Linked DNA regions of Homo sapiens: region 2 is linked to region 1. Evidence: read pairs that join two places in POLR2A ChIA-PET (ENCODE). Cell type or tissue: CD4-positive, alpha-beta T cell. All regions are shown on one strand. Each heading gives the region's core, and the rest is flanking DNA. Links, peaks and the distances in the headings are about the cores only.

What was found. Peaks named below come from ENCODE experiments on the same cell type or tissue, not always from the same donor. Only the 100,000 strongest peaks of a DNase experiment are listed, where the experiment ranks them.
Region 2: POLR2A ChIA-PET joins it to region 1 with 8 read pairs; 9 of 35 experiments call an interaction of 5 or more read pairs at or near these places.

Annotation. Positions count from the first base shown.
Region 1 is chr16:27,322,606-27,330,654 of GRCh38, reverse strand. IL4R (interleukin 4 receptor) reads right to left here. Exons shown (of 11, transcript NM_000418.4): 2 at 457-589. Among named protein-coding and RNA genes, the nearest start is that of IL4R, 13 kb to the right of the region's middle. RefSeq lists enhancers at 2,523-3,187, 5,335-6,189. In CD4-positive, alpha-beta T cell, for the core only: a CTCF peak has its summit at 3,441; DNase peaks (open chromatin) are centred at 3,184 and 3,594; H3K4me3 peaks cover 300 bases; H3K27ac peaks cover 1,010 bases.
Region 2 is chr16:27,183,117-27,187,116 of GRCh38, reverse strand. No RefSeq gene overlaps it. Among named protein-coding and RNA genes, the nearest start is that of LINC02129, 8.5 kb to the right of the region's middle. In CD4-positive, alpha-beta T cell, for the core only: no CTCF peak of the experiment used is centred there; no DNase peak of the experiment used is centred there.

The DNA.
Region 1 (8,049 bases), core at 1,587-5,586:
ATAGAACTGTGCTGGATCCTGGCTGCATACACAAACCTATGCCGTGATAAAATTGCATAGCACTAAACCACACATGCGTACGCAAACACAAAAATGAGTACAAGTAAATCGGGAAATCCCAATAAGGTCAGTAGCTTATATCAGTGTCAGTATCCCAGCTGTGATACTGTATTACAGATTTCTACAATCTTGCCCTCGGGGGGAACAGCATAGAAGCAGGGGTCTCTCTGTGATTTCTTTTTCTTTTTCTTTTCTTTTTTTTTTTTTTGAGATGGAGTCTCACTCTGTTGCCCAGGCTGGAGTGCAGTGGTGTGATCTCGGCTCACTGCAACCTCTACCTCCTAGGCTCAAGTGATTCTCCTGCCTCAGCCTCCCCAGTAGCTGGGACTACAGGCAAGCCACCATGCCCAACTAATTTTTGTATTTTTAGTAGAGATGGGGTTTCATCATACTGACCAGGCTGGTCTCGAACTCCTGATCTCAAGTGATCTGCCCGCCTCAGCCTCCAAAAGTGCTGGGATTATAGGCATGAGCCACCACGCCCGGCTTCTCTATGATTTCTTCCAGCTGTGTGTAAATCTTTAATTATCTGAAAATAAAAAGTTTAATTTAAGAAAATGAAGAAAAGAGCCAATTCCCCTGCTTATCCCTCTAACATTCCCCTCCTATCCCCTCTCCCTCTTCTGCAATCCTCCATTGGCCTCAGCCCTGGGATACACTCCCAGCTCTCCCTTTTCCAAGCATTTGCACCAGAAACACTTCAGAAGCCTTCTCTGACCCCCCTCAACTAATGCGGGCCCTCCCTGTGACTTCTTATCACAGCACCCTGTTTATGTCTGTCCCAGTACTTATCACTATCTCTAATCAGATTAATGAGGTTACATGTATGAATGTTTATTTTATTTCAAGATGCAGATAGCAAAGATAGCTTTGACTGCAAAATGTTTTCAACTTCCCTAGATTTTTTTTTTTTTTTTTGAGACGGAGGTTTGCTCTGTTCCCCAAGCTGGAGAGCAGTGGCGTGATGTCGGCTCACTGCAACCTCCACCTCCCGGGTTCAAGCGATTCTTGTGTCTCAGCCTCTCGAGTAGCTGGAATTACAGGTGTGTGCCACCACACCCAACTAATTTTTTGTGTTTTTAGTAGAGACAGGGTTTCCCCATGTTGGCCAGGCTGGTCTTAAACTCCTGACCTCAAGTGATCCACCCGCCTTGGCCTCCAAAGTGCTGGGATTACAGGCATGAGCCACTGTGTCTGGCCTAGATTAAAATATGCCATAAGAAAAAGACAGAACTCAAGTGTGTTAGTCCATTTTTGCATTGCTATAAAGAAATATCTGAGACTGAGTAATTTACAAAGAAAAGAGGTTTAATTGGCTTATGGCTCTGCAGGCTGTACAGGAAGCATAGCACCCGTATCTACTTGGCTTCTGGGGAGGCCTCAGGGAGCTTTTATTCACGGGGAAGGCAAGAGGGGAGCAGGCGTACATGGTGACAGCCAGGGCAAGAGAGAGGAGGGAGGTGCCGCACACTTCTAAACAACCAGATCTTGTGAGAACTCACTCACTATGGCAAGGACAGAACCAAACCATGAGGGACCCGTCCCCATGACCCAACATCTCCCACCAGGACCCACCTCCAACACTGGGGATCACATTTCAACAAGAGATTTAGAGAGGATGACATCCCAACTATATCAGCAAGCAAAAGACTAGAAAAAGGTAGCAATCTACATTATGAACGGTTAATGGCCTTAATATATGAAGAGTTCTTACAAATCAATAAGACAAACATCCCTTTAAGAAAAATAGGCAAAGAACATAAATGGTTCACAAAAGACATATTCCTCCATCAGATGTGAAATAGCCACCTCAATATACTGCTAGTTTTTCAAGTTGGGAGTATAATAGGTAACCTCAAATTTAAATTATGTATTTGTCTATAAATGCATTGTTTGCCTCCCTCTGAGAGACCACAAGCCCCATGAGGGCAGAGCTTTATGTCTGCTGTGCTCACTGCTTTATCCCCAGTGCCTGAAACAGTGCCTGACACAGGCATAGCATGTGTACAATAAACATATATTAAATGAATGAATGGTTTAAAAGTCAGCAATAATAGGCTGGGCACAGTGGCTCACGCCTGTAATCCCAGCACTTTGGGAGGCCGAGGCAGGTGGATCACCTGAGGTCAGGAGTTCACCAACATGGTGAAACCACATCTCTACAAAAATACAAAAATTAGCCGGGCATGATGGTGGGTGCCTGTATTCCCAGCTACTCGGGAGGCTGAGAGGCTGAGGCAGGAGAATCGCTTGAACCCAAGAGGCAGAGGCTGCAATGAGTTGAGATCACACCATTGCACTCCAGCCCGGGCAATAGAGCAAAGTTCTGTCTCAAAAAAAAAAAAATTCAGCAATAATAAATTCAACAATCTTTTTTTTTTTTTTTTTTGAGATGGAGCCTAGCTTTGTCACCAGTCTGGAGTGCAGTGGCACGATATCAGCTCACTGCAACCTCCGCGTGGGTTCAAGTGATTCTCCTGCCTCAGCCTCCTGAGTAGCTGGGACTACAGGAGCACGCCATCACACCTGGCTAATTTTTGTATTTTTAGTAGAAACGGGATTTCACCATGTTGGCCAGGATGGTCTCGATCTCTTGACCTCCTGATCCGCCTGCCTCAGCCTCCCATAGTGCTGGGATTACAGGCATGAGCTACCGCACCTGGCCTCAATAATCATTTTTAAACATGAACCAGGTCCCAAGCTTTTGTCCATAGTTAACTGTATATGCAGTACTTATTTTGTGCCTGGCCCTGTTCTAAGTACTTACAATATATTAATCAATTTGGTTCTCCCAACGACCCTATGAGGTAGGTGCCATTAACATTCCCATTTTACTGATGAGAAGACTGAGGCACAAAAAGGCTAGAGCACTTGCTGGTGGTCACAGAACCATAACCTAGGCATTGTCACTCCAAAATCCACGTGTTTAAGGACTGTGGTTGCTGACCCTTGAAATGCAGTCCCCAAAACCCTGGAACTTTGTCCGGGGAGCCCCACTGGCCTGAGACCCATTGGCCTGAGACCCAGAGACAGCAAGTGACAAGGCCAAGGTCACAGAGTTAGGAAGCAGCAAAGTCAGTGAAGGCCGCAGCCAGGAAATGAGCAGAAGCATGGGCCTGGGAAAACACGCCCGCCACCAGGAGAACACACTTGACTCACTTTTTTTAAAAAACTCGGGGGAGATTAAGTGATTAAGCCTTGAAATGTCAGAAGCCAGCAGCAGCCTGGAAGCGACCCAGCAGGACTCTTCCCGAACCCACAGCGGGTGGCAGGGGGGCAGGGGGCGGAGGACTGGGGGCGCACAGGGGGCGGTACAGGCCTTCTGCTCTTCTTCCCTCTGGGCAGGAAACCTGGCTTGGAGGAGGGGCTGGTTCTGCAGACAGGATGCAAGCACCTCTGTGACAGGTGGCATGTGGAGAGGAATCCAGGGACAGCAGGGGCCTCGGGTGGGGGCTGGGGCTTTGGAGCCGCTGACCCCTGAAACTCCACGACAGAAACTGGCCTGAAACCTCAGCTCCTGTGGCGCAATCAGTTAGTCATGCTACTTATAAGAAACCAGCCCAGAGCTTCCTCTGGCTTCTGGGACAGCTGGGCTGGGCTGGCAGGAAGCTAGGCATGCACTTCTTCCTGGGACAGTAACCTACCTAGAACTGGGGTTTCCAGAAATGGCAGCCACGTCGGTGGCCCCACTGGGATAGTAAGGCAGGCCAGGCCAGGGCCCCAGAATGGCCCGGGATCTGCCTGGTTGGCTCCGTCCCCAGCCCAGCCAGTGGGAGGGAGGGGAGGCAACAGACTGGCTCTGCAGCCACCAGGAACACAAATCGGCCCCCTCCACCAACAGCACCCACCAGCCTCCCTGTGGGCCTGCTGTGGCTCAACCATCCTCACCCACTTGCTCAAGTACCTCACTTATTCTCCTTCTCTTTTTTGCTTTAGAGACAGGGTCTCATTCTGTGGCTAGAATGCAGTCGCACCGTCACGGCTCAGTGCAGCCTTGAACTCCTGGGCTCAAGTGATCCTCCTGCCTTAGCCTCCCAAGTAGTTGTGACTACAGGCACACACCACCATGCTCGAATAATTTTTAAATTTTTGTAGAGATGGGGATCTCTCTCTGTGGCCCAAGCTGGAGTGCTATGGCACAATCATAGCTCACTGCAACCTCAAACTCCTGGCCTCAAGCAAACCTCCTGCCTCGGCCTTCCAACATGCTACAGGCATGAGCTGCCGTGTCCAGCCATCTCCTCATTTATTCTTGCTGTGGGTGTTTTCCAAGTACTGCCTATGTGCTGGCTATTACAGATGCAAACAGGCCATTCATTCATTCATTCCTTTCTTCTTTTAACAAATATTTGAGCAAGGAAGAAGTTGCCAGAGCGTTTTGAGCAAAGAAGTGACATGATGAGACTTTAAAAAAGACCTCTCTTGCTTGGGTGGTGGGGGCACGGGTAGAAGTGGGTAGCAGTGAGGAGGCTACCACACTGGCCCCAGAGAGAGGTGCCAGGGCTCACACCAGGCTGCGGAGATGGGGAGGTTGAGAAGGGGCTGAATTCTAGATCTGTGTTGAAGACAGAGCCCACAGGATTTGCTGACAGGATGGATGCTGTGGGGCGGGAGAGAGAACAGGAAGGCTAATAGGAGTCAAGAATGATTCCACAGCCATTGGCCTTTTCCAAGATGGCGGCCTGTGGGGGTAGCCCGTGTGACAAGCCAGCCTGCTGGGCAAGCTGCAGGACTTCAGATTAGCAGAGGAGGCTGTTAGCAGGCGCTCAGGGAAGACCCTCCCTCATCCTAGAGGGTCAGGTTTCTTTATCGGGGATGCACCAGAGTTCTCTCGGGGAGGGGCCCGACATACAGCAGGCACTCAATAAGTGAGCATGTGTATTTTATTTTATTCTTATTTTAACAGGTATACAGTGTTTCCTTGGTGCCAGACACTGGCCTAGGTGCTTTAAGCCCTCCCTATGAGATAAGTATAATTATTAAACCCATTTTATGATTCTGAAGGTTCTTTTTTTTTTTTTGAGACAGAGTCTCACTGTGTAGTCCAGGCTGGAGTGCAATGGTGGGATCTCAGTTCACTGCAACCTCTGTCTCCCAGGTTCAAGTAGTTCTCCTGCCTCAGTCTCCCGAGTAGCTGGGACTACAGGTGCCCACAACAACGCCCAGCTAATTTTTTTGTATTTTTAGCAGACACAGGGTTTTGCCATGTTGGCCAAGCTGGTCTCAAACTCCTGACCTCAGGTGATCCACCCACCTCAGCCTCCCAAAGTGCTGGGATTACAGGCGTGAGCCACTGCGTCTGGCAGATTCTGAAGGTTCTTATGAGAGGGCGGGGTGAGGGAGGGAATGAGGGAAGACCCAGCGAATAGGCAGGCAGGAGGGAGGGCACGGCCCACTTCCCACCCTACAAGCGGGGCCCTTGGCTGGAGCAAGGGGGAGAAGGACTGGCTGGGATGGCAGCTGGAAGGTTGGCAGGCCGGGGACAACACCGTCTGCCAAGCCATGGCAGTAGACTCAAACTCTGTCTCTAGGGCAGTGGGGAGCCAGTGAAGGCTCTTAAGCAGGAGAGGAGCGGGCTGAGCTGAGAGCTGGCGAAGAGGGGGCAGGTTTGAGCCTGTTTGGGAGGAGGAGGCAGCAGGGACTTGGTGGCGCTTGGTGGGGAAAGCAGGCTGGGGAGAGCGGGGACAGAGGGAAAGTGGCCTCAGGCTGGGGTGGTGGGGAGGATCCCAGGGACCCTTCCCACGATGGAGAGCCGAGAAGAGAAGCAGATTTGCTGGGGAAGACCACGCGCTCCGGCGCACTGTGGACACTTTGAGTCCACACAGTCAACAGGCAACTCCATCCGGGATCCTGGAAGCCAGGCCTGTCTTCAGAAGATTCCAGAGGCCCAAAGGAGGAAACAGAGCCTGAGGAAACTGTGTCCAGAAGCCACCTACCCAGGAACAGCAGCCAGCCTGGCCTCCATCTTTCTGCAACCTGTTATCTTGCTTTATTTCTCTGCAATCTTTGTGGCATATTGCACACTCGGGCCTTATGTGTTTGGTGCTCATATCCCCTACTGCAAGGCCAGCTCACACAAGGCCAGTGTCGATCCCGCTCACAGCCATCTCCCCAGAGCCTAGCACGGTGCCTGGCACACAGCAGGTGCTCCATGAATATTTGCTGAATGGAAGAACGACAGGATGAATTCCCCTGGCTGTGAGCAGGGAGGCCTGGTTGGTCATCCCCAATTTTCCACCTCTCCCTGCTGGGCAAACACTAGCAAATCCTGGCTTGGAGTCCCCTTAAATGTCCTAATGCAGGCACAGATCTCAGCCACCTCGGGGCCCTGACCTCCAGAGAGCTGGTTATCGACTATCACTCACTGTCCTGAGCAGCGGACAATGGCCTCTTGGCGCCAGGGTGCTGATTAGATTTTGACTGTCTTAGTGACAGCTATGGCTCCTAGCTGGCCTCCTTCTTGAGGTCTGCAGAGGTCACTGTGACTGGCCACGTGTCCCCTCTTCCTTCAGCCATGAGAGGCCATGCCCTGGGCCCTTCTGCCCTTGGTTTCGCCCCTCCCCAACTGGGTGCAACTTTGCTCACCAGCCTTGGCATTGGTTGTACCAGTCTCACTAACAAAAAAAAGCACTTGAAGGCTGGGCGCGGTGGCTCCTACCTGTAATCACAGCCATTTGGGAGGCTGAGGCAGGTAGATCACTTGAGTCCAGGAGTTCAAGACCAGCCTGGGTAACATGGCAAGACCCCGTCTCTACCAAAAATACAAAAAAAAATTGCCAGGCATGGTGGCACATGCCTGTAGTCCCAGCTACTAAGGGAGATGAGGCAGGAGGATGGCTTGAGCCCACGAGGTCGCAGCTGCAGTGAACTGTGATCATGCCACTGCACTCCAGCCTGGGCAACAGAGTGAGACCCTATCTCTAAAAAAAAAAAAAGAAGCCCTTGAGCCTCACTCACTCACTTAACCATGGACCCAATCCAAGGAGCATTGCAGATACAATTAATATCATCTCCATTGCAGAGATGGAGAAGCCGAGGCCCAGAGAGGGTCAGGAACCTGCCTAAGGATGCACAGCTAGTGAGTGGGCTGGGATTTGAACCCAGGCCTTTGGCTCTGGAGTGCACAGCACAGTGCCTGGCACAGAAGCAGTCATAAACTTGCTTTTTTATACACCACTCTTTTTTGCTTCTCCTGGAAAGCTCACTATGGAAGATACAGTAAAATATTCTCCCTGCAAGCACAGATGGAGGAATGAGGCTGAGGGAGGTTCAGAATTTGCCCGAGGTGATGGTGACGGAGCAGGAAGTAACCAGGTAGGAATTTAGAATCTGGCCTTTGTCACCATTTGCTCGGCCCTCAGCAGCAGTGAACTTGTCTCAACAATGACCAGGACTTTGCCCCCTGGGCAAACCCAAAGCCAGGACAACACATGGGCACAGGTAAGAGCTTCCCGTTCATTTTCTGCTTGCAGACTGGCATATGGAAGGCAGTGGGTGGGGACTACCCATGGAGCTCTTCCTGTTGTCTCACCCCATACCATTCCTGGATGGGTGGGGACACACAGACATGGGGGCCACCTTTGTGGGCAGGGACCCCCAAGCATCTGAGACACAGAAGCATAACTCTGGGCCTAAGTGCAGGCTCCAACCTGACTCGGTGGGAGACCGTGGCAGGCTGGAGTCCACTCAGAGCCTCAGTCTCCTCATCTGTGAAATGAGAATAAGATCACTTGCTTCATGGCTGGTTGCAAGGCTGCTGTTGTTTTTAACTCATCTGGCTTATTAGTACAGGAGTACTGACATCAATAAAATAGAATTCATGACAATGATGTCTTGAGTAAGTATTAGAAGAGAGAAGGTGGATGGTTTTTTTGTTTTTGTTTTTTTGAGAATGTCTCACTCTGTCACCTAGACTGGAGTGCAGTGGAGCAATCATAGCTCACTGCGGCCTTGAATTCCTGGTCTCAAGTGATTCTCCCACCTCGCCCT
Region 2 (4,000 bases), core at 1-4,000, 140 kb after region 1:
TTAAGCTTGGTACTCACTAGTTATTTTCTCTGATCTTCTCTCTCTTCCCCCTTTCCTCCCTCCAATAGGCTCCAGTGTGTGTTGTTTCCCTCTATGTATCCATGTGTTCTCATTATTTAGCTGACATAAAATTTTTTTTTAGTAGAGACAGGGTCTTACTATGTTGCCCAGGCTGGTCTTCCAACTCCTTGGCTCAAGTGTTCCTCCTGCCTCAGCCTCCTAAAGCGCTGAGGTTATAGGTGTGAGCCACTGCACCTGACTGATGTTATTTTCAGTCTCCTCAGGGGTGGAGGGTGGGGTATCTAAAAAATTACTTGGAATTATTCAGCATGGAAGATTTCTCCATTCTCTTTCCCATTTATTTATTTACGTAATCATTTATTAATGCCTGTATTGACTCATGGTTATTTATTTTACACTCTGGGTTATAATCCAAGACTACTTCTTTTTTTTTTTTTTCTTTGAGACAGTCTCGCGCTGTTGCCCAGGCTGGTGTGCAGTGGTGTGATCTCAGCTCACTGAAACCTCTGCCTCCCGGGTTCAAGTGATTCTTGTGCCTCAGCCCCCCTAGTAGCTGGGATTACAGGCATGCACCATCATGCCTGGCTAATTTTTATATTTTTGGTAGAGATGGGGTTTCACCTTGTTGGCCAGGCTGGTCTTGAACTCCTGACCTCAAGTGATCTCCCTGCCTTGGCCTTCCAAAGTGCTGGGATTACAGGCATGAGCCACCACGCCCAGCCAAGACTTATAATTTTGTTGTTTGAATTGTTCTAGCTTTGGCCATTGGAAGCTTCTTCACACTGGCACCTGTGGTGTGTGTGTGCATGTATGTGTGTACTTCCTTACTTTTTGATGCTACAATATGCTCCAGGCTCATCATGTATATTTCCTGCCCCAGTCCTGGAATCAGCCATTTTTTTCAAGAAGTCTGGTTTCTTTTATTGGAGAATGGTATCAGAAATCAAGATCTAGGCTTTAGGTGTGTTCATTACTCTTGGGGTATACTCTTGGGGTATATGACCTTTTAAAACATTGCCTTGAAAGTTATGGGGTTCTCTTCTGCCATAATCTCAGGCCCACTCAGAATCAAGGGGAGAGGATGCAGACTGCTCCTTCCCTTTTGAAGGAGGCCTGTCATTGTCACATTGCAAGAGCTTGTGAGATGGGATAGGTTGGTGTTGTCATCTTTGGATAATACCATCTGTCACACCAGTGATGTTGTTGTCCACCCAAGAATTCTTACTTTACGTAACACATCTTTCCTCCCTGTCTGGTTTCTGTTTTGCCTCAGAGACTTTCTTTCCATGGTTTAGTTTTTCCTGCAGGTAATTTTAGTTGATACAGGGACATACATTAAATAACATTGAGTCATATTGTGAAAGTAATTTCCTTTTCAATTCTCTCCTAATCCCTTCGCTGGAGTCAAGGAGAAGGTCTCAGCTTGGTGCTACAAATGTCTTTACCATGTTTATAACTCTTGCTAATTTCTTTTTTAATGTTCTGGCTCAGAGCAGTCTTACAGCACAGCATCCTAGGTGGAATTTAATTATATGGCTTTATGTGCTTTTGCAGTTACACTCTGCAGCAGAGACGTTTGCCACTTCCCAGGATGCATGTGCACCCCCACATCTCCCAGTCACCTGGGAGTTAGGCAGGGCCACGTGACGACTATTCTTGGCCCGTGGACTCTGGGTGGAAGATTTAAACGTCAGCGAGTGGCCCTCCAGCTCTGTCATCTCCTGTTCAGTGACCAAGGAGTCCAGGCGTTCTGAGAGGGCATTGCTTCCTGATGGCTTGGGTCTGTGTCCCCGCCCAGATCTCATGTCAAGTTGTAATCCCCAGTGCTGGAAGTGAGGCCTGGTGGAAGATGATTGGCTCATGGGGGCGGATTTCCCCCTTCTCTACTGTTCTCGTGATAGAGTTCTCACGAGAGCTGGTTGTTTAAAGGGTGTGGCACCTCCCCCTGCCGCTTCCTCCTGCTCTGGCTACGTAAGACCTGCTTGTTTCCAGGCCGGGCGCGGTGGCTCATGCCTGTAATCCCAGCACTTTGGGAGGCTGAGGCAGGTGGATCACTTGATGTCAGGAGTTCGAGACCAGCCTGGCCAACATGGTGAAACCCCGTCTCTACTAAAAAAATACAAAAATTAGCCAGGCACGGTGGCATGCGCCTGTAATCCCAGTTGCTCAGGAGGCTGAGGTGAGAGAATAGCTTGAACTCAGGAGGCAGCAGTTACAGTGAGCCGAGATCACGCCATTGCACTCCAGCCTGGGACAAAGTGAGACTCTGTCTCAAAATAAAAAAAAGAAAAAGAAAAAAATGGCATGCCTGTTTTCCCTTCACTTTCTGCCATGATTGAAAGTTTCCTGAGGCCTCTCCAGAAGCTGTCATGCTTCCTGTATGTCCTGTGGAACCATGAGCCAATTAAACCTCTTTTCCTTATAAATTACCCAGTCTCAGGACATCTCCCTCTGCCCGAGTCTCTGAGTGAAGCAGAGCCTTCCGTCAGCCCATGCTGGATGCACAACATTTGCTATGTTAAACCTTTGAACTCTTGGGATCATTTTTTATTTCATTTTTTAGAGTTGGGGGTCTCACTCTGCTGTCCAGGCTGGAGTGCATGGCTTGATTATAGCTTGCTGCGGCCTTGAACTCCTGGACTCAAGCAATCCTCCCGCCTCAGCTTCCCAATTAGGTGAGACTACAGGCATGCACCACCATGCCCTGCTAATTTTTAAATTGTTTTGTAGAGTCAGGCTCTTGCTGTTTTGCCTAGGCTGGAGTGAAGTGGTGTGATCCACAGCTCACTGCACCCTCAAACTCCTGGTCTCAAGCAGCCCTCTCGCCATGGCCTCCCCAAATGTTGGGATTATATTTATGAGCCACCACACCTGGCTGGGGTCAGTGGTCTTTGTTGCATTGACTAAACTTTCCTAATATATATATACATTTTTTTGACAGGATCTCACTCTGTCGCCCAGGCTGGAGTGCAGTGGTGAGATTTCAGCTCACTGCAACCTCCACCTCCTGGGCTTAAGTGATCCTCGTACCTCAGCCTCCTATGTATGTGGGACTACATGCATGAGCCACCACACGTGGCTAATTTTTGTACTTTTTGTAGAGTTGGGGTTTCGCCATGTTGGCCAGGCTGGTTTCGAACTTCTGACCTGAAGTGATCCGCCCGCCTCAGCCTCCCAAAGTGCTGGGATTACAGGCATGAGCCACCGTGCCTGGCCACTAATATACCTTCTAAACAGGGCAAGTGATACTGAATTCATATTTACATAATAACGCAAAATTTACCAAAAATAAACATAAAGGGAGTTGGTTCAAAGAGAAATATCAGGTGCATAATTTGCTCGGTGATACTTAGACATGGTAAGAATCCTGGGGGCAAAAATCCAAATGATCAACCAAGAGCCAAATGACCAGTGTTTTTGGAAAATACTGCTCTTGTATTCTCATCTTGCGCTCTGCAGGGGAACACGGGCCTTTATGGAAATTGGCCAGAAAATCAATCTCTATTAATTCCCATTTGTTCACTCTATGTCCTGTGGCTTAAACAACATCACCAAAATCTTTACATTAACGTTGATTAGGTCAGAGATTACATTAAAAGATCTGAATTTTACATTTGATTTTAGAACCAAATAGCTTGCCTTTGCTCATAGTATTCCCCAAACACTAATCCAGGGTATAACCTGGTGAGAAGGAGGGTTTTCAAGTCTTTCTGTTCTTAGGGTGCTATTTAAAGGCAGAAGCAAATGATAAGTGACTCAGGATTAGAAGCCACCCAGACACTGCAGCCAGTGGGGAAAGGATGGAGTGTTGTTCCAGTCCAGGGCACCAAAAGCCGGGCACGTGCCGATTAACGAGTAATTGGGTCCTGGCATGGTGATTTGCATGCTGGAAACTGCTGAAATATTCATGTACTTGACTGTGTCTCTTCCAATTAGATATAATAAATGCAGATTTGGTGGCCATATGTTTTATTTTGAT